Regions from separate parts of the Homo sapiens genome. Here region 1 is linked to region 2. Evidence: read pairs that join two places in POLR2A ChIA-PET (ENCODE). Cell type or tissue: GM12878. All regions are shown on one strand. Each heading gives the region's core, and the rest is flanking DNA. Links, peaks and the distances in the headings are about the cores only.

The links. ChIA-PET counts read pairs that join two places held together with the same protein. Peaks named below come from ENCODE experiments on the same cell type or tissue, not always from the same donor. Only the 100,000 strongest peaks of a DNase experiment are listed, where the experiment ranks them.
Region 1: POLR2A ChIA-PET joins it to region 2 with 10 read pairs; 6 of 35 experiments call an interaction of 5 or more read pairs at or near these places.

Annotation. Positions count from the first base shown.
Region 1 is chr9:131,713,095-131,723,144 of GRCh38, reverse strand. All of the region lies in intron 1 of RAPGEF1 (Rap guanine nucleotide exchange factor 1), which reads left to right. Among named protein-coding and RNA genes, the nearest start is that of RAPGEF1, 22 kb to the left of the region's middle. RefSeq lists an enhancer at 1-449. In GM12878, for the core only: no CTCF peak of the experiment used is centred there; no DNase peak of the experiment used is centred there; H3K4me3 peaks cover 1,090 bases; H3K27ac peaks cover 2,861 bases.
Region 2 is chr9:131,580,065-131,590,114 of GRCh38, reverse strand. RAPGEF1 (Rap guanine nucleotide exchange factor 1) reads left to right here. Exons shown (of 27, transcript NM_001377935.1): 19 at 137-229; 20 at 1,129-1,314; 21 at 2,089-2,173; 22 at 2,285-2,379; 23 at 5,519-5,597; 24 at 5,703-5,804; 25 at 7,413-7,510; 26 at 9,724-9,852. Among named protein-coding and RNA genes, the nearest start is that of PRRT1B, 40 kb to the right of the region's middle. RefSeq lists an enhancer at 266-765. In GM12878, for the core only: no CTCF peak of the experiment used is centred there; no DNase peak of the experiment used is centred there.

The sequences.
Region 1 (10,050 bases), core at 830-8,829, 130 kb before region 2:
TCGGCTCACTGCAGCCTCCGTCTGCTGGGTTCAAGTGATTCTCCTGCCTCAGCATCCTGAGTAGCTGGGGCTACAGGCATGTACCACCACACCTGGCTAATTGTTATATTTTTAGTAGAGACAGGGTTTCACTATGTTGGCTAGGCTGGTCTCAAACTCCTGATGTCAAGTGATCTGCCAGCCTCAGCCTCCCAAAGTGCTGGGATTACAGGCGTGAGCCACCATGCCTGCCCCCCGCCCCGTTGTTTTTGTTTGTTTGTTTGTTTTGTTTTTTAAATAGAGATAGGGTTTTGCTCTGTTATCCAGGCTGGAGTGCAGTGGTGTGATCATGGCTCACTGCAGCCTCAAACTCCTGGGCTCAAGGAATCCTCCCGCCTCAGCCTCCCAAAGTGTTGGGATTACAGGTGGGAGCCACCATGCCCAGCCCATGAAGCTTTTAATCCAGGGCAGATCCTGCACCTCTGGATGGGGACCCAGTCATCTTGGACCTGGGCCTTTCAGCTGTACTGGGCCCCTGCTGTCCCCTGGCAAGCTCCCATTCCCATCAGGGGCCGATGGAAGTCCCTGGGAGCCTAAATGTCTAGTTGAGCTCTAGCCCCTGGTGGTGATATAGCTTGGCGCGTAGTTAGTGCTTGGCTCATGTCGGCTGTTAGTAAAGACTCTCAAGCTCTGCATTGGCTTCCCTCCGAGGGCTCTGCCTGGATCCATCAGCAGCACTTACTCTCTCTGAGTTGACAACACAGATGGCACTTACTCCAGAGCTGTTTGGCAGGATTCCAGGCTATCGCCACGTTCTTGAGAAGGTATCACTGGCTTGGGGGAGGGGAAAAGAGAGGACGATCTAGGCAAAAGCAAGATCAAGGCCCTCTCCAAGAATTTTCCAGCCTGGCAGGCCCTGTTAGGTGGCATGGTACCGCTGTGTGAGTGGGAGCGCCACCTGGAGATGGCCACGATAGGGTCTCTGTTCCCACGAGTATCATTAACACGTCTCTCTATGAATCTGGGTGATAACCAATTACCTTGGGGTTTTTTTTTGACACTAAGACACCAACACATATAAGACATGTAAGGCGTTATCGATTTAATGTTTCTCAGGAAACAAAGGAGAAAATACATTAGCAGGTGGATTATAAAACGCACCTTGATTTCAAAAGTGAAGCTGTGAAAAACTACAGTATCCAAGGGAGATTGATTTTTGGGACCCCCAGTGGATACCAAAATCCACAGATGCTCAAGTCCCTGATGCAAAATGGCATAGTACTTGCAGATAACCTATGCATCCTCCCATATGCTTTAAATTATCTCTAGATTACTTACAATACCTAATACAGTGGAAATGCTATATAAATAGGTGCTATACCATCTTACTTAGGGAATATTGACAAGAAAAAAGTCTACGTGTTTCAGTTACAGACACAACCATCCATTTTTTTTTTTTGCCTGAGGTTGGTTGAATCCACAGATGCAGAACCCATGGCTACAGAGGGCCAAATGTCTGTGACTTAGAATCAGGGAGATACAGTATAAGCCACTGACCCGTCTTCGAGCTGAATTCTTCGGCGACTATTCCATACAGTTGGTGGCAATAGATGCCTGGAACACTGGTAAAGAAGTCAGGTCTCCTGCCCTCATGGAGCTTGCTGTGACTGGGTCCAAGTACACCCCTCCAAACGAGACTTCGCCTTAGACTGAAGGGTTGGACTCTGGATTTTTGCTTGTCAATGCACCTCTCTTCTAGCCTCTTAGTTAGATATCCGGACACCAGAGGAAAATTACCCTGAGGATCACCGTGCTGACAGAGCGCGTGACAGATGGAGGGATGAGCACACTTCCCGGCTTCTGCCTGCTGTCCTGGCATCATTATTAACAGAGTCCTCCCTACCCCCTTCGAAATGTCCTGATTTGGATGAGAAAACACTGAGGGAGTAATCATTAACATCTATCGCGTTCCACAAATTCGCACTGGAGAGGGTCTGGGTTTGCAGTGAGAGAACTGCTTCAGGTCCACAGCCTGTTCTAATGCAGGTCAAGTCCATGGAGTCTGCGGGAGGGTCGGTGGGATTGTCTGGGGCTCCGTTCTCCCATGGGCATCTGCTACTTGGCATGTTCCAGTCACTCCTAGAAGCATCAAAATCTGGGATGGTTTGGTTCAAGAAACATAAACATGTACATATAACAACCAGATCACATTATCTTAAGGTAAAAATCACATCAAATCTCAAATTGTTATTCTTTGGAATGGATAAAAGGGATATTAGTATTTTTGTCAATTTAAGTTTTATAGAGAAAGTTGGAAAAATAATTATATAGGGACACTTGTCTTGGTTAACTTGGACAGAGATTTTTTTTTCTGTTGCTGTGGAAAAGATACAGGCATAGGATTTTTCTAAGAAGTTTCATTTTTTATGCAAGTGATATACTGTGGGAGGAGGTTAAAGGAAACAGCCAGAAAGACAGGTAAGAAGCTTGATGTTTGTGACAAATTGATAACTTGCAGCCTGTGATGTTGGCAGGTGTTGCTGACAGGGTCATCTGGGGCCAGGTGGTCGCTGTCCTGAGGACCTGCCGGGTACCCAGAATGCTGCCTGCCTGTTCGGTGGCTCTCAAACGTCAGCACCTGGAGGTTTCTGGGCTCTGGCGCCTGGTTTCTGATTCAGTAGGTCTGTGGTTGGGCTGAGAATGAGCATCTCTAGCGAGTTCCCTGGGTGACACTGCTGGTAGAGGTGGGGGGTATCTTTGGAACCACCACTCAAAGTCTGGAGAGGAATTGGAAGGGTCATAGGGACTTACCTGTAAGATAAAAGGTTGCCCTTATAATAATAATGATGATGATGATGACGTAACAAAGAATTTCTGTGCAGTAATGCCAGGAGCTGTGCTATGTGTATTTAATCCTCTCAAAAGCACTGGAAGGAGGTGACAGTGGCCTCATTTTACAGATGAGAAAACTGAGGCCCAAGGCTGGGCACGGTGGCTCACGCCTGTAATCCCAGCACTTTGGGAGGCCAAGGTGGGCGGATCACCTGAGGTCAGGAGTTTGAGACCAGCCTGGCCAACATGATGAAACCCTGTCTCTACTAAAAATACAAAAATTAGCTGGGTGTGGTGGCCCATGCCTGTAGTCCCAGCTAATCGGGAGGCTCAGGCAGGAGAATCGCTTGAACCCAGAAGGGGGAGGTTGCAGTGAGCTGAGATCGTGCCACTGTACTTCAGCCTGGGTGACAGAGTGAGACTCTTGTCTCAAAAAAAAAAAAAAAAGAAAGAAAGAAAAGAAGAAAATATAGCTGTGTGGGCAATAGTCAGATGAACTATTCCCCTAACTTTGCCCCAATTCGGTGTATGACTATGTACAAATCTTAACTCTTTCAGATCTCAAAGAAAAGCTCTGTGTCTTAGTTTCCTCCTCTGTAGAATGAGAACAGTAACAGTATCCTTCTCTTATCGTGAGGATCTAATGCAACCACGAGAGTAAAATACACAGAAAGGAGCCTGGTACTGCATGGGCTAAGTGCCTAATGAACATCAGCTTACTACTATCTCTCCGGGTGACAGAGTGAGACTGTCTCAAAAAAAAAAAAAAAAAAAAAAAAAGCCCTGAAGGGTTTATGTGACTTGTCCAGCTGGGTTGAAGAGCTAGGTTGAAGCCGCTGCCCAGTATTGAAACAAACCCTTATAAAATAGAGAAGTAGCTTAATAATAGCCCCAAAAAGACATCACAGACTGAAGACTTTTCTAGTAGTATAAGTACACGTGAACAAGAAAATGGTGACACTTCTGCTTCCAGTTCATGCTTCTTGTCAGCAGTATTGCGAGGGAAAAACAACAGTGATCTAATGAGCCCTGACAAGAGATGGCCAGAAGCTGAGCAGTTGGGAAGAAAACTCTTTGGTGAATCTCACTCTGAATGTATATTGTGCCTTGGGATATTAGCTGATTAATTTGGATGACATATTAGTCATGATAAGCAAGACATTTACAAACTAAGCATCCAGAACGTGAAAACTAAAATTTTGCCAAGCACCGTGGCATGTGCCTGTAGTTCCAGCTACTCTGGTGGCTGAGGTGGGAGGATCACTTGAACCCAGGAGTTCAAGTCCAGCCTAGGCAACATGGTGAGACCCTGTCTCACACACACACACAAAAAGCCACAACCTCTAAAATTTAAATTATATCTGAAGTCACGCAGTACTCCCATGAGTAATTTTACAGCATCAAGTGTACGTGCTCTGTAAAGGGTTTCATCTCAGCCTTCTGTTTTGGGCTCTTCTGTCTCCTGAATTGCCATTTGGGAACAGGCAGCCTAGTCCCGTGGCACTAAGCCAGCTAGCTAAACACTGGTCCTTCTCAAATGCATGTTTCCAGCCCCTCTTTAGGACATTATGCACCTGAACCAGAACTCTTGGTTCTCCCCTTCACTCTCTGCCTGGTAACTCACCTTGGGTTCCCCTATCACAGTAAATAATGCCATTTTTGATCCGATTGTTCAGGCTTAGAAATCTTGGTTTGGATGAGAAAACAATGAGGGTGTCCTTGCCTCCTCTCTCCCAGCGCACATCCAGTCCCTCGGTAAACCCCTGCGATTTACTCCAATAAATCCTGACTGGTCCTTCTTAGTACCTCCTCTGCTGACCCCTTACTCCAGGCCACCGCCGTTTCTCCCTGGACTGCCCCATGCCTTCCTAACCGGCTTCTTGGTTTCTTCTCCCAACTCACAGCCATTCATTCTGCATTTCACAGCCAGAGTGTGAACTGGATCACATGGATCCTCTTTATGATTGCCTGGGGCTTCCCCACACATGTGAAGCGATCCGAGGTCCTCGACGTGGCCTGTGTGCGCCCTGGACTCTGGCCCTTAACTCACTCCCTGACACCCCTCTCCCCGTCACTGTGTCCCAGCCACACTGGCTTTTGTGCTCTTCTTCCAGGTGTTCCTTTCCCTCAGAGCCTTTGCACTTGCCGTTCTCTTACTGGAACATTCATTCCCCAGATATTGTAGGGCACCTGCTGAGAAGCCATGGACAAGAGCCACGGTTTAAAGGCTGCTGGTGCCACCGTTTGCTGATCATGTGATCTTGGGAAAAGTTGCTCACCCATCTCCTTTTAAAAATCAGTTTCTCATTGATAAGATGGATCCTGCGGTAGGGTTTTGGTGAGTTCATGCTGGGGAGTACTCGATTGGAAGAACTGGGCAAACATGAGTTCCTCTTCCTGTGTCCTTTGCTCCCTATCCCTAGCTGCCTCACATCTTTGTTCAGATGCCACCCAGAGAGGTCAGCCCTAACCACTGGGCCCAGAATAACAGATAGGGTGCGCATCACTTTCTGTCCCTCATCCCCCGCTCTTTTTCCCCCTTTAAATGTAGCCTTTTTTTTTTTTTTTTGAGACAGTCTCACTCTGTTGCACAGGCTGGAGTGCAGTGGTGCAGTCTTGGCTCACTGCAACCTCTTGGGTTCAAGCGATTCTCCTGCCTCAGCCTCCCCGGTAGCTGGGATTACAGGCATGCACCACCATGCCTCGCTAATATCTTGTGTTTTTAATAGAGACAGGGACCATGTTGCCAAGACTGATCTTGAACTCCTGAGCTCAGGCAATCTGCCTGCCTTGGCCTCCCAGAGTGCTAGGATTACAGGTGTGAGCCACCGCGCCTGGCCTATTTGCTTCTTTTTTATGATATTTTCCCTCATTGGGAGGTAAGCTCCCTGTCGGCTGCTATTTCACCAGAGCCCAGAATGGTGCCTGGCACATAGCTGACGCTCACTAATTTTTGTTCAGTGGATAGTGAGTACCCATTGTGTATGGACTCCACACCTCTTAAGGGAGACAGGTGCATTTTTACAAGCTTGAGGAGCACAGCCAGAGTGCAGGCTGTGACCGTGTTCATCCTCATGCAGCTCAGTGCAGAGGGCCATCAGCAGTGAGTGGCTCTGTCAAGTTTATCTGGAGGCGGGGAGTTGTAAAGGGCAGAGGCATCACAGCCTGGAGGCTGAGGTCAGCGGGCTGGCCAGGAGAGGGGCTGGAGTCTTCCCCAGTGCGGGCATTACCCCTTCCAATACTGCCATGGTCCAAGTGAAGCAGAGGCTGTGGGACCCGAGGCTGTGGGACCCTCAACACTGATCTTTGAGAGTCCACTGGATGTTGGCTGTGAGGTTTCCTTTGACTCGCTGGAGAGGAGGGACAGGAGCTACAGTGCAGGCAGGCAGGTGCACGGCTATGCACAGTGTCCAGTCGCCGTGTGAGGAAGTGGGAGATGAAGGTGGGAAAGGTAATTTGGGGCCAGACTCCAAAAGGCCTTGAATGCCAATCCACGTACTTAGGACTTCTACCTTTAGTATTACAGGAAGCATCGAGGGGTTTTTATTATTTTATTTTTTTGAGACAGGGTCTGCCTCTGTCACCCGGGCTGGAGTGCAATGGCGCGATCTTGGCTCACTGCAACCTCTGCCTCGCAGGCTCAAGCCATTCTCTCACCTCAGCCCCCCGAGTAGCTGTGACTACAGACACACATAACACAATGCTTAGCTAATTATGTTTTTCCTTTTTTTGTAGAGACAGGGTTTTGCCATGTTGCCCAGGCAGGTCTCAAACGCCTGGGCTCAAGTAATCAACCTACCTCTGCCTCCCAAAGTGCTGGGATTACAGGCATGAGCCATAGTGCCTGGCCACATCAGGGGTTTAAGAAGCATTCTCCTTACATATTTAGACTTTCCACCAAGTCTTCCAAATTTCTCCCTTTCCCATACTGAGGGCTACGTTTAGTTCCTGGCCAAGTCCTGACTTTGTAAAGAACAACAAGTAAACAGCTTCTTCAGAAGGCTGGATGCTGAGCCCTGATTGCCCTTCAGTGAACCAGCCTCATCCATGAAGCTTCTTGAAAAGCCAGAAACTGTATCATTGGGGGGGTCCTTGAAATCTGAAGCAAGGGACAGGTTCTGAGCCCCTGTGTTTTGCAGATTAGGTTGCACAAGAAAGATGGGCTGGTGACTTTGCAGTTCATTTCCGTAGATTGTCCTTCTAGGCCTGCCTGGATAGAAGCAGCCTCGTGTGGGATCCAGCAGCAGTGGCCAGTGGGATGGGAGCCAGCATATGTAGTTGTTGACACATCCCCTGCAGACGTGGGTCGGCGGGCTAGCTGTGGGAGAGCACTGCAATGGGAGTCAGTGACTTGGGGCCTCTAGCCTCCTGTGAAAGGTCTTTTTTCTCTGGACCTCAGTTTCTCCATTTTATTGTAATGAGTTGGGCTAGATCAGTAGTTCTTAACCTCTTTTTTTTTTTTTTTTTTTTGAGAGGGAGTCTCGCTCTGTCACCAGGCTGGAGTGCAGTGGTGCAATCTCCACTCACTGCAACCTCCACCTCCCGGGTTCAAGTGATTCTTCTGCCTCAGCCTCCCGAGTAGCTTGGGAGTACAGGTGCTCACCACCATGCTCAGGTAATTTTTGTATTTTCAGTAGAGATGGGGTTTCACCATCTTGGCCAGGATGGTCTCTATCTCCTGACCTTGTGATCTGCCCACCTTGGCCTCCCAAAGTGCTGGGATCCTAAGTACAGACGTGAGCCACCGTGCCCGGCCATTCTTAACCTCTTGAAACTCCTTAAGACTTTGGTGAAAGCCATAGACCTCTCTTCCCAGAAGAATGAACACGTGGTTTGCCGGCACCTTAGGAACCCCCAAAGCCCATGAGACAAAGCCCTGGATCTATAAGGCCCTGTCCCATCTGACCCCCGGCCTTCCCCTGGGCACATACCTCCAGCTACACAGGTCTTTCATACACACTGCCCCTTTGCCTGGTCCAGCTCTGCTCATCCTTCAAGTCTCACCCTTCCCTGACTTCCAGCTTAGATTAGGTCGCCCTGCTAGACATGCGTCCCCCACCCTGAATTTAGCACTGATCACCGGGATAACTAAGTGATTCTTCGTGCATGTTATCCGACCCTCCCCAAGCTCCGTGTTGGTATTTGTTGAGTAAATCTCTGAGGCCCCTCCAGCTATGACATTCTGAGACTGATCTATAAGTTTGCAGATGTGTCATAAGAGAGTCCCTGAGCTTGTATTTCCTATGACATTCGACACGTGGTGGCCTTTGCCTTCGATGATTTCCTCCAGGCCTGGACAGGAAAGTTACTTCAAAGCAGTCTCGGCCAGACTCGGTGGCTCATGCCTATAATTCCAGCACTTTGGGAGGCTGAGGCTCGAGGATCACCTGAGGCCATGAGTTTGAGACCAGCCTGGCAACCAAGCAAGATGCTATCTCTACAAAAAATAATTTTACTAATTAACCAGGCATGGTGGCAAGTGCGTATAGTCCCAGCTAGTCAGGAGGCTGAGACAGGAGGATTGCTTGAGCCCAGCAGTTGGAGGCTGCAGTGAGCTGTGATTGCACCACTGCACTCCAACCTGGACAACAGAGGGAGACTGTCTCAAAAAAAAAAAAAAAAAAAAAAGGCAGAGTCTAGAGGACCCCAGAAGACAGAAGAGTGCCTCCCAGACTTTCTGCCTCAGTGCTTTGCTAGGCCTGACCTCCAGGCTGGTCATCGCTTTTGTTTATATTCTGGGCTGAGCTGGAACTCACACTTGGAACATTCCCACAGTGCTTGGCGCTTCCTCGTATTGTTGTATTTTTCTCCAGGAGGGAAGTGACCAACATCAGACTTTCCTCCCAGCAGACAAATTCCATACACAAAGCTTTGTGTGAGCTACCGGGTACCCGCCTGAGAGCCCAGCCTCTGTTTCTTTGGTTCTGGGTGGGTGAGTGTGCACATTACAGGGATCCACGAGCCCTTCCCTTCTGAGCCATTTCTATCTAAAAAAAAAAAAAAATCTCCTTCAAGAAGTGAGCACCGCCTTGCAGGATCCTGACTCAGAGTTCGTCTGGAGCCAACAGCGTCTTGCGTGTAGGGACAGGCACTCCTTAAAATGTTTCCTACTTCAGTGGCCACAATATTACCCCTCTGGCTTATGTCATGTTCCACAATCAAAATATCATTCCTCCTGGAGTCCAGCTACTCGGGAGGCTGAGGCAGGAGGATCACTTGAGCCTAGGAGTTTGAGGCCACCTGGGCAATATAGGGAGACCCTGTCTCTTAAAAAAAAAAATTATTCCTGAGGTACAGATGTTTGTAAGATAAATTTTATTTTAATTATACTAAGAGAATGATTATTTACTAGAATATTGCAGTGGATCTTACTCTGATATGGGGGAGAAAATCCCTAGTGAGGGTAAATAATTTTTTTCAATGTATTGTATCTAAAGCTTGGAGATTTATAGGTAATAATAATAAAAACAGTGACAGCTATTCTCATTGAGTATCTGCTGTGTACCAACAAATTTTAAACATCTTTATTTTAGTTTAGTTTTTTAGAGATGGGTTCTCGCTCTGTGGCCCAGACTGGAGTGCAGTGGTGTGATCACAAATCACTGCAGTCTTGACCTCCTGGGCTCAAATGATTCTCCTGCCTCAACCTCCCACCTCAGCCTCCCAAGTCTGAATTCTTATTTAACCTTTAAACTACCCATGAAGTAGACAGCATAATGGTACACATGAATGTATGTGAAAATACAAGGTGTGGAAAGGTTTAGTTTCTATCCCAAAGTTGTTCAGCTAGGAAGTGCCCCCATAGATTCAAACCAGGCCAGCTGGCCTTCAAAGCCAATTCCTTCACACTGCCCTCCTGCCTCCTCTGGTCATGAGGAAATGGGTAGCAGAGGTTTTCCTAGCCAAGGATAAAGATTTGGGGGCTGGATCCAGCCCTCCAACTAAATGCCTAGCGTTGATCCCTGCCCCTCTCTGAGGAATCTGTGAAATGGGGAAGGGAGTCGCTGGAGCAGATGATCTTGTGGATCTCCTTGGGTTTTACAGAGATTTGAGGCTTGGAGTAGTCATACCTGAAGGAGTGACCTTGATAACACATGGCCAGGTCGGGTCTGATTGAAGGCAGTTCGTACAGCCACAGCGTTCTCGGCGTATTTGTGCAAGGCTTGGAAACTCATCACAGTGGCTGTGCAGTCAGCCTTCTGCTTCTGGTAACAGTTCACTTTTGATTCTTCCCATTTG
Region 2 (10,050 bases), core at 1,958-9,957:
CGTTTCTGGATGCCAGTGCTTTACATGCAGGAAGATGGGCACATTGTGAGCGCTCAGTGAGTGGTCACCAGGAGTCAGTCCTCCACTCCACCACCCTCAGCCGACCACATGGCTATTTCTTTAACCCGTGCTCCACATATGAGAAATTCTCTCCCTTTGCCGACACATTCAAGAAGCGCGTCAGCAAGAACACGTTCTTCGTGCTGGTACGGGTGGTGGATGAGCTCTGGTGAGTGCTTCACCCTTGGGGTCCTGGGGGCCAGTGGGGAGGCAAAGGCTCCATTCCACCTGCTTCTCCTGCCCATCGGCTCTGGGCAGAGCTGGCTCTTGCCTGCTCTATCTTGGTCCTTTGAGAGAATGGCCTGTGCCCGATAGACCAGGGTGAGATGGGTGAGGTGTCTCTCCACCCTGCACCCAGGCCCTGGATTTCCTCATGAGGTCCCTCCTGGACCCTCAGGAGAGAACCCGCCCAACGCACCTGCTCCCATGGTATCTTAGGTCCAGTCTCCAGCAGGCCGTGCTCTCAGCCGCCAGCCATGGTGGAGGCTGTGTGGAGGCTGGAATGGGAGAGGCCACCTCTCCCTCGCTCCTCAGTGTTTCCATGGCTGGCCATCTGACAGCATGGCACTTGGCCATATCCGTTCCGCTAACAAATCTCCATCAGGCGGACTGCCTTCCTCCTGCTGGGGGAGATGACCATGGTAAGTGGCTGTGCGGCTGGGAAATGGCCACGTGTGGACAGTGCTCAGCAGGGCAAGTTGGGGAGCATCTAGTCTGAGAGGCCGGGAAGTCTTGGTGTCTCATTGCCCAATGGGAGCAGCAGCTCCCCAGGGCGGGATTCGTGTAGGACTTGTCCCTGCAGCCCAGGCCCCAGCACAGTCACTGGCGCTTGTCCAGCGCCAACAGATGGCTGTTGAGTGTGTGGCAGGTGCTTGTGACCATCCCAACACCTCCAAGGACACAGGCAGCCATCCCAGGCTCTCGTCTCCTGCTCTCTTCCCATGAGAAATTTCCCAGCCAGCTCTGTGCCGGTCACAGCCCCGTGCCCTTTGTGTGTCTCAAGGCAAAGACAGACTCTGCCTGGGCCTTGCGTTCCTGCTCCTCACCTTGTGCTCTTTTGTCCTTCAGCCTGGTGGAGTTGACAGAAGAGATCCTGAAGCTGCTGATGGAACTGGTCTTCCGCCTGGTGTGCAATGGGGAGCTGAGCCTGGCCCGTGTGCTCCGGAAGAACATCCTGGACAAGGTGGACCAGAAGAAGCTACTCAGGTGTGCCACCTCCAGCCAGCCCCTGGCAGCCCGGGGGGTAGCAGCCAGGTGAGAAGCCCACCTCTCCAGCCCTGCCTCTTCCCCAGGAGCCGTGCCTTTCTCAGTTTACCCTCCCTCCCTGCCAGCCCCACAGCCCCATCCTGGTTCTGCACAGGCCCTTTGATGAGGTGCCTCAGGAACAGCCCCGTGGATCCCTGGGGGCTGGGCCTCTTCTCCAGGAGGCACATATTGGGTGGTGATCCCTTTGTGACCAGGAAGCGGGCAGCAGGGCATGGGGCTTCATAGGACAGGGCAGGAGTGCACACACCCTGGGCTGTGGTCAGTTCTGGGTTGTCCCAGCACGAACATGGCAGTGGTTGATGCCAGTCTGTGGCCCGTCCCCTCGACACCGACGGTGAGTGTCATTTGCACCTATACATGTCTGTTGAGTAGTGGGCTCCTTCCAGTGAGCGCATAGCCTTCGTTTCTTTGGCACCATCTCTGTTCTTGCTGGCCACCTGGAAGTGGGCTCCAGCCGTGAGCGAGCCTTCTTGGCATCTCAACTGTCCATGAGCTCACGAGGGAAACTCAGGCTTCTGATTCCAGAAGCTGCTGGACATACCCAGCAGAAGCAGGAGAGAAAGGCAGACAGTGTCGTCCCGGAGAGAGGCAGGAGGCCATTAGGGCCCCAGGGAGCCTTTTGGGGCTTCCCCGCCCTGTAGCCTCCACGCTCCTGCTGGGCAGAGAGGCTCTCCTGCTCTGACGCCCGCAGCCCGGGCCTGCTCAGCCCTCCCCACCGGCCTCCCCACCCCTGACGGCTCTTCTCACACCTCTGTCTTCCAGGCCGGGGACCTTGCACGACTTTCACAGCCATGAGATAGCGGAGCAGCTAACGCTGCTGGATGCTGAGCTCTTCTATAAAATAGAGGTACAGGCTGCTCCTGCCAGGGGGAGCCACACTGTTTGTCCCTGAATGAGAGAAACCCCCATCAGGGGAAAGCCGGGGCTCCACCTCCATCTGCCTTCTTTCCTTTTGTAGATTCCTGAGGTTTTGCTTTGGGCAAAAGAGCAGAATGAGGAGAAGAGCCCCAACTTGACCCAGTTCACGGAGCACTTCAACAACATGTCCTACTGGTAAGAGAGGCCCAGCGCCAAGCCCTGTTGCTCTGGATGGTGGCACGTCTGGGTGGGCTCTGCGTTTTCCTTTGCAGGGAGCTTGAATGGTAGGAGAAGGAGCTGCCTCTTTCATTCCGCTAAGCTCCTGGGGGTTCCCATGAGCACTGACAGGCTGAGGACAGGGGCAGGGACAGGATGGGGCTTGCTGGAAGTGGCCACCTGGTCGAGGAGGCTCAGCAGGGAAGAGTGCCAGGGTCGAGGAGCGATGTCTGCCATAGGTGGTGTTGGGAAGGGCGTGAGTTTGCCCTCCTGCCCTGGTCACTGCCAGGCAATCTCAAGCTGATGCTCACACTGACTCTGCCTGACAGAACAGTTAGCAAAGGAGTGGGCTCTATAACGTTAATGTTTGCATTTAGTCTTTAATTCGTGTGTGTGTGTGTGTGTGTGTTTGAGACGGAGTCTCGCTCTGCAGGTGTGTGTGTGTGTTTGAGATGGAGTCTCGCTCTGCAGGTGTGTGTGTGTGTGTGTGTGTTTGAGACGGAGTCTCGCTCTGCAGGTGTGTGTGTGTGTTTGAGACGGAGTCTCGCTCTGCAGGTGTGTGTGTGTGTGTGTGTTTGAGACGGAGTCTCGCTCTGCAGGTGTGTGTGTAAGACGGAGTCTCGCTCTGCAGGTGTGTGTGTGTGTGTGTTTGAGACGGAGTCTCGCTCTGCAGGGGTGTGTGTGTGTGTGTGTGTGTGTGTGTTTGAGACGGAGTCTCACTCTGCAGGTGTGTGTGTGTGTGTGTGTTTGAGACGGAGTCTCGCTCTGCAGGTGTGTGTGTGTGTGTTTGAGACGGAGTCTCGCTCTGCAGGTGTGTGTGTGTGTTTGAGACGGAGTCTCGCTCTGCAGGTGTGTGTGTGTGTGTGTGTGTGTTTGAGACGGAGTCTCGCTCTGCAGGTGTGTGTGTGTGTGTGTGTGTTTGACGGAGTCTCGCTCTGCAGGTGTGTGTGTGAGACGGAGTCTCGCTCTGCAGGTGTGTGTGTGAGACGGAGTCTCGCTCTGCAGGTGTGTGTGTGTGTTTGAGACGGAGTCTCACTCTGCAGGGGTGTGTGTGTGTGTGTGTGTTTGAGACGGAGTCTCTGCAGGTGTGTGTGTGTGTGTGTGTTTGAGACGGAGTCTCGCTCTGCAGGTGTGTGTGTGTGTGTTTGAGACGGAGTCTCGCTCTGCAGGTGTGTGTGTGTGTGTGTGTTTGACGGAGTCTCGCTCTGCAGGTGTGTGTGTGTGTGTTTGAGACGGAGTCTCGCTCTGCAGGTGTGTGTGTGTGTGTGTGTTTGAGACGGAGTCTCGCTCTGCAGGTGTGTGTGTGTGTGTGTTTGAGACGGAGTCTCGCTCTGCAGGTGGGTGTGTGTGTGTGTGTGTGTTTGAGACGGAGTCTTGCTCTGCAGGTGTGTGTGTGTGTGTGTGTTTGAGACGGAGTCTGGCTCTGCAGGTGTGTGTGTGTGTGTGTGTGTGTGTGTTTGAGACAGAGTCTTGCTCTGCAGGTGTGTGTGTGTGTGTGTGCGTGCGTGTGTGTGTGTTTGAGACGGAGTCTGGCTCTGCCGCCCAGGCTGGAGTGCAGTGGCGCAATCTCGGCTCACTGCAAGCTCTGGCTCCCCTCAAGCTCCACCTCCCGGGTTCACGCCATTCTCCTGCCTCAGCCTCCAGAGTAGCTGGGACTACAGGTGCTCGCCACCACACCCAGCTAATTTTTTGTATTTTTAGTAGAGACAGGGTTTCACCGTGTTAGCCAGGGTGGTCTCAACCTCCTGGCCTCGTGATCCACCCACCTCAGCCTCCCAAAGTGCTGGGATTACAGGCATGAGCCACCGCTCCCAGCCTAGTCTTTAATTCTTAAAGCAAAATGAATCCCAGTAATGTGTTTATAAACCAGAGCTCTTGTCTCTTCAAGAGGCGACAAAGCCCCCATAGCAGCTCAGCATCAGGCAGGACCCCCTAGAGCTCAGCAGCTGTGCCACCCCCACCCACCCACTGTTGCCTCCAGGAGAATGTCTGATGTGTTTTAAAGGCCCCGAGATCATCTCCCGTTTGCCTATCTTCCTCCCCACAGAAGCACTCCATCCTGGGGAAAAGCATGTTTAGCTATGGCAGTCCAGCGTAGGGTTTTGCCCAACAGGATGTGGTTTCTAAAGCAGACGGAAGCTGCACACAAGGCCCCAAGCCTGGCTTCTGACACCAGCCTCTGGCTGGGTGCAAGAAGCTCAGGGGCACACTCCACAGGGCCTGGCTGCACAGAGGTGCGAGTGCAGTGGCTCACATCTATAATCCCAGGACTTTGGGAGGCCGAGGCAGGAGGGTCACTTGAGCGCAGGAGTTCGAGACCAGCCTGGACAACATAGAGAGACGCCCCCCCCCTACAAAAAATTAAAATTAGCCAAGAGCAGTGGTGCACACCTATAGTCCCAGCTACTCGGGAAGCTGGGGCAGAAGGATCAGTTGAGAACAGGAGTTCAAGACTACAGTGAGATATACTCACAGCACTGGGTGACAGATCAAGACCCTGTCTCTTAAATAAAAAAGAAGAACCAGCAGTGCAAAGTGCGGCACCACCTCCAAGTGACCCTGGTAGTGGCCCCTGTGAACCACAGGAAATTGAGGCCAGGGTGACATCCCTGCTGCATTTATCACACAGATGAGACTGGCCTTTGGCTTTGGTCTCGGCTTTGGTTGCTACTAAGGTTCTGAGAGTTTCCTTCCCTCGTGGCTGCCCAAGGTGACCTCTTACCTCACGTGCTAGCGGGTCTCCCCGAGCCAGTCCTGCATCACACAAGGAACTTGCCCAGCCCCCTGGTACTTGGGGCCCATGCTTGTCAGGAAAGGCTCTGCTTTCATCCTCCCATGCTCCACCTGCAGATTCGAAGCCCCCTTTGGGCCTTCACCAGATTTCCTTATGGTCACCAGATTTATTGTCACCAGATTTCCTTGTGCCTCTGTCCCAGGATGTTATGAGCTCCTGGAGAGCAGAAACTAGATCTATGCCTGGGGCAGGCTGCAGGTATTCAGTAGGGGTGGGCTCGTGGCCACTGGCATGGGGGTCGTACAGGTCCTGTCTCCACCAGGACCCCTGGGACCTGCAGGGACTTGTCAACTCAGCTGTTTCTTTTTCCCTTGGTCCATGCAGGGTCCGGTCCATAATCATGTTACAGGAAAAGGCCCAGGACAGGGAACGGCTGCTCTTGAAGTTCATCAAGATCATGAAGGTAATGGTGGCCAAGTCCTTCCCAGGCCCCCATCATCAGTCCCTGCTCTGGGAGCCCGGGACCCGCCTGCCCTCCTGCCTCACGGCACCGCCCCTCTCTCGGCAGCACTTGCGGAAGCTGAATAACTTCAACTCCTACTTGGCCATCCTCTCTGCCCTGGACTCGGCGCCCATCCGCAGGCTGGAGTGGCAGAAGCAGACTTCAGAGGTGAGTGGCCTTGGGGCGTGGGCGGGAGGGTGGCTGGTAAGGGGGGCCGCCCAGCCCTCAGGCGACTAGCTGTGGCAGAAAGTGCTCCCACTGGAGCAAATGCTGGGCCTAGGCCCCTGCTCTGCCACCGACATGCTGTGTGACCAGAACAGCTGCCCTCCCGCCTTCCTGTCTCTGATCCCCAATCTTCAGGCCCCCGGGAGCTTCGAGGTTGGTTCTGGGGTGGTCACATCCCGGTGTTCTGCTGCCACCCAGCAGGCCCATCCCTGGGTTCCCGCCTCCCCCGCCCGCCCTCAGCCCGTTCTTCTGAAGGGTCTGCTTCGGGCCGGGCACTGCGGTAGGTGCTGGGGACGCACTGTGAACAGCCCAACATGATGTTGGGTGAGTTTCTGCTAGATAAGCACTAAAAGAAGAAGGGTGGGCAGGTGGGCCAGCCCAGAGGAAGTGTCACTCATGCCACCATCTGCAGAGGAGGAGGAGTTTCCTGGGAAGGGAAGAGAATCAAAGGGGACAAAGGAGTGCACAGCCAGGAGCAGGTGGGGGTCAGCACCTCCAGGGACAGGAGGAGGCCAGGGGACCACATCCCGGGAGAAGGGGACCAGTTCTAGGTCATGAGAGCCTCAGGAGCCTGGTGAGGAGTTGGACCTTTATCCTGTGTAGGGAAATAATATTGCAAATGGGGGCAAAACCCATGGCTTTTGAGTGTCAGCCAGGCCACCCAGGGGTCATGTCAGGGACCCAAGTTCAGCCAGGCCACCCAGGGATTGTGTCAGGGACCTGAGTGTGACCAGACCACCCAGAGGTCATGTCAGGAACCCGAGCGTCAGCCAGGCCACCTGGGGGTCGTGTCAGGAACCCGAGTGTGACCCAGGCCACCCAGGGGTCATGTCAGAGACCCGGGTGTCAGCCAGGCCACCCAGGGTCTTCTTGTTCAAGCCCATGTTCAGGGATGGTTGTAAGCTAGTGTATGGGGAGAGGTGGGAAATTCACACGGCCTCTGCATGGGGGGTCCTCAGGAGGCAGCACTTCAGGGAGAGGCACGTAACAGGAGAAGAGGCAGGAGAGGGGCCTTCTGAGTGGGGCAGGGCTGGCTGAGTCTCCTAGGTGGGAGCCCCCCACCCCTGCAGGAGAGAAGCCACCCAGCCCTGGGGAGGGCGAGGTCACATGCTATCTTTAGTTGGTCCTCCCTGAGTACAGGGCAGAGCAAAGGCAGCTCCGAGTCAGGAGTGACGCCACTCAGTGTGTGCCTGGGAAGCTCCTCTGGCTGCACCGCCGAACAGGGCCAGGCAGGAGCCCATCTTCCGGGATGTCGTATACACACAAGCGCTGGCTGCCCAGGCACAATGAGTACTGTGGGGTGTTTCTCCACAAAACGGCCTGAAGTCCCCTGTGACCAGGGGTTGGGCTGACACTCGTTGAAAAGGACAGAATCCCTGCTGGCCAGGGCCAGGACCCACACCTGGCTGGGTGTTTGTGCGTAGTGGGACCTGTGGAGTTGGGCAGAGGGTGGTTGACCCTCCAGTTAGTGAGGAGGACCAGGGCTCTGCCCCAGCATTGCCCCAGCACTCGCTCACCCCTGTCCGGTCCTGTCCTGTCCTGTCCTGCCAGGGCCTGGCCGAGTACTGCACACTGATCGACAGCTCGTCCTCCTTCCGAGCCTACCGGGCCGCCCTCTCGGAGGTGGAACCGCCGTGCATCCCGTACCTGTGAGTAGCAGCCCCTCCAGGCCCCCAGCCCCGCCTGGGTTTGCCTCCATTGCTCTGGGGAAGATCTGTCAGGCTCCAGCAGAGAAATCTTAATTTAGGGGTTTCTAACGGAGACATTTGTACTTGGTTTTACTTAAGGTTCTTGTAATACAGTTATAATGCATAATATACAATACATATATATAATATAATATATAATGCTTCTTATAATACAGTTTAAACAGAAAAGAAGCGCTCAGGTGAAGAATACGGGTTCTCCTTTCCCAGCCCCCAGCCCCACTCTCATTTCCTTCTGTAGCCTGCCCGTGAGCATGTGCAGCCATGCTTGTGACAGATGTATGGCTCCTCTCCCCACACATGGCATCACACAGTATTCCAGTGTCCTCACACGTGGCTGCGCATTAGAACAACCTGAGGATGCACGGCCACCCAGGGACCTTGAGAGCCTTGGTGTAAAGAAGTTCAGAAAGTGCTTCCTGAGCGTGGACCATGGGCGAGAGGAAATATGTGTTTCATAGAAAAGGGACGTAGCGGAATAACCAAAACCAAACAAGTGTCTGTTGCAGGACTTACGAGAGCCTTTAGTATATACTAGTAGACACTGAGAATCTCCAAGAGACCAAAAGCGCAGCAGCATCCCAGTGCTGAGTGTTCAATGGCACATCCTATAGGGTTACTGCAGGGCTGCCCTCGAGGCCTCAACCCTCAGAGATACAAATCCCCAGGCTTCCTGCTCTGAGCACTAACAGTCTTTCCCACTGTGGCTCTACATCTGCTCCCTCAAGCTGAGTTCTCCCTGAGTGGAGGAACTGCCCCTGTCTTTCTCATCTGGCCTTAAGTCCTCTGCAGTCAGAAGCACCTATTAAGTTACTACACCTTGTTTGTTTCTTTGTTTCTTTGTTTGTGATGGAGTCTCACTCTGTCACCCAGGCTGGTATGCAGTGGCATGATCTTGGCTCACTGCAATCTCTGCCTCCTGAGTTCAAGCAGTTCTCCCACCTCAGCCTCCTGAGTAGTCGATGGGACTACAGGCATGCGCAACCACGCCTGGCTAATTTTTTTTTTTTGTATTTTTTTTAGTAGAGACGGAGTTTCACCATGTTGGCCAGGCTAGTCTCAAACTCTTGACCTCAGGTGATCCACCTGCCTTGGCCTCCCAAAGTGCTGGGATTACAGGCAGGAGTCACCACACCCAGCCAGTTTCTTTGTTTAATAAAGACGGAGTCTCTGTCACCCAGGCTGGAGTGCAGTGGTGCAATCATAGCTCACTGCAGCCTTGAACTCCTGGGCTCAAGGAATCCTCCCACATCGGTCTCCTTAGTAGCTGGGATTACAGGTACACGCCACCATGCCCAGCTAATTTTTGTATTTTTTGTAGGGACGAGGTCTTGCTATGTTGCCCAGGCTGGTTTCAAACTCTTTTTTTTTTTCTTTTTTTGAGACAGAGTTACGTTCTTGTTACCCAGGCTGGAGTTCTTGTTACGTTCTTGTTACCCAGGCAGTGGCGCAATCTTGGCTCACTGCAACCTCCGCCTCCCAGGTTCAAGTGATTCTCCTGCCTCAGCCTCCCGAGTTGGGATGACAGGTGTGCACCACCATGCCCGGCTACTTTTTGTATTTTTAGTAGAGACAGGGTTTCACCATGTTGGCCAGGTTGATCTCAAACTCCTGACCTCAGGTGATCCTCCCACCTTGGCCTCCCAAAATGCTGGGATTACAGGTGTGAGCCACCACACCCAGCCTAGCTGTTCTCAAACTCTTGAGCTCAATCCTCCTGCCTTAGCCTCCTATAGTACTGGGATTACAGGTGTGAGCCATTGCACCCAGCCCACCACACCTGTTAATAAAAGGAGATCTCTGCCCCTGCCCCCTGGTTTGGGTTTTGTTATTTTTTTTTTTTACTGCTCATTTGTTAATGTTACTTTAGCAGCCCACAGCTTCGCCCTTATGGGTTGAGCCATGGCAGCCGCATCACCCTCAGGCTCCTCATCAGCATACTGGCTTCCGAGGTCCCCAGCAGGTGCTTGTGGAGCCAGAGGCCAGAGGCTGAGGCGGGAGTTTGTTCTGGGAAACAGACACCTCAGACTGGCTCTTTGGTTTGCTCTGGGGTTTGGAAGCTGCTCACTGCGAGTCCTAGCGCCTGACACATGTCTCTAGCCCTTGCTGCTTCCAAACCCCGTAGCAGTAACAGGCTGCCTAACCCGTCCTCCCAGGGGGCTGATCCTGCAGGACCTGACCTTCGTTCACCTGGGAAACCCAGACTACATCGACGGGAAAGTGAACTTCTCCAAGCGGTGGCAGCAGTTCAACATCCTCGACAGCATGCGCTGCTTCCAGCAGGCGTGAGTGCCACTGCCCCGGGGGGACCAGGCAGAGCTGAGCCCCGGGCCACACACAAGGAGAGACAGCCCGGGACACCGAGGGGAGGGGGAGCCACAGAGGACCCAGGGACCTGCCACTGCTGAGATATAGTCCGGGCCCTTCAGTTTCTGCCAGGATGACTTGAGAGCATGCCCACCAGGCTCCATGCCAGGCCTAGC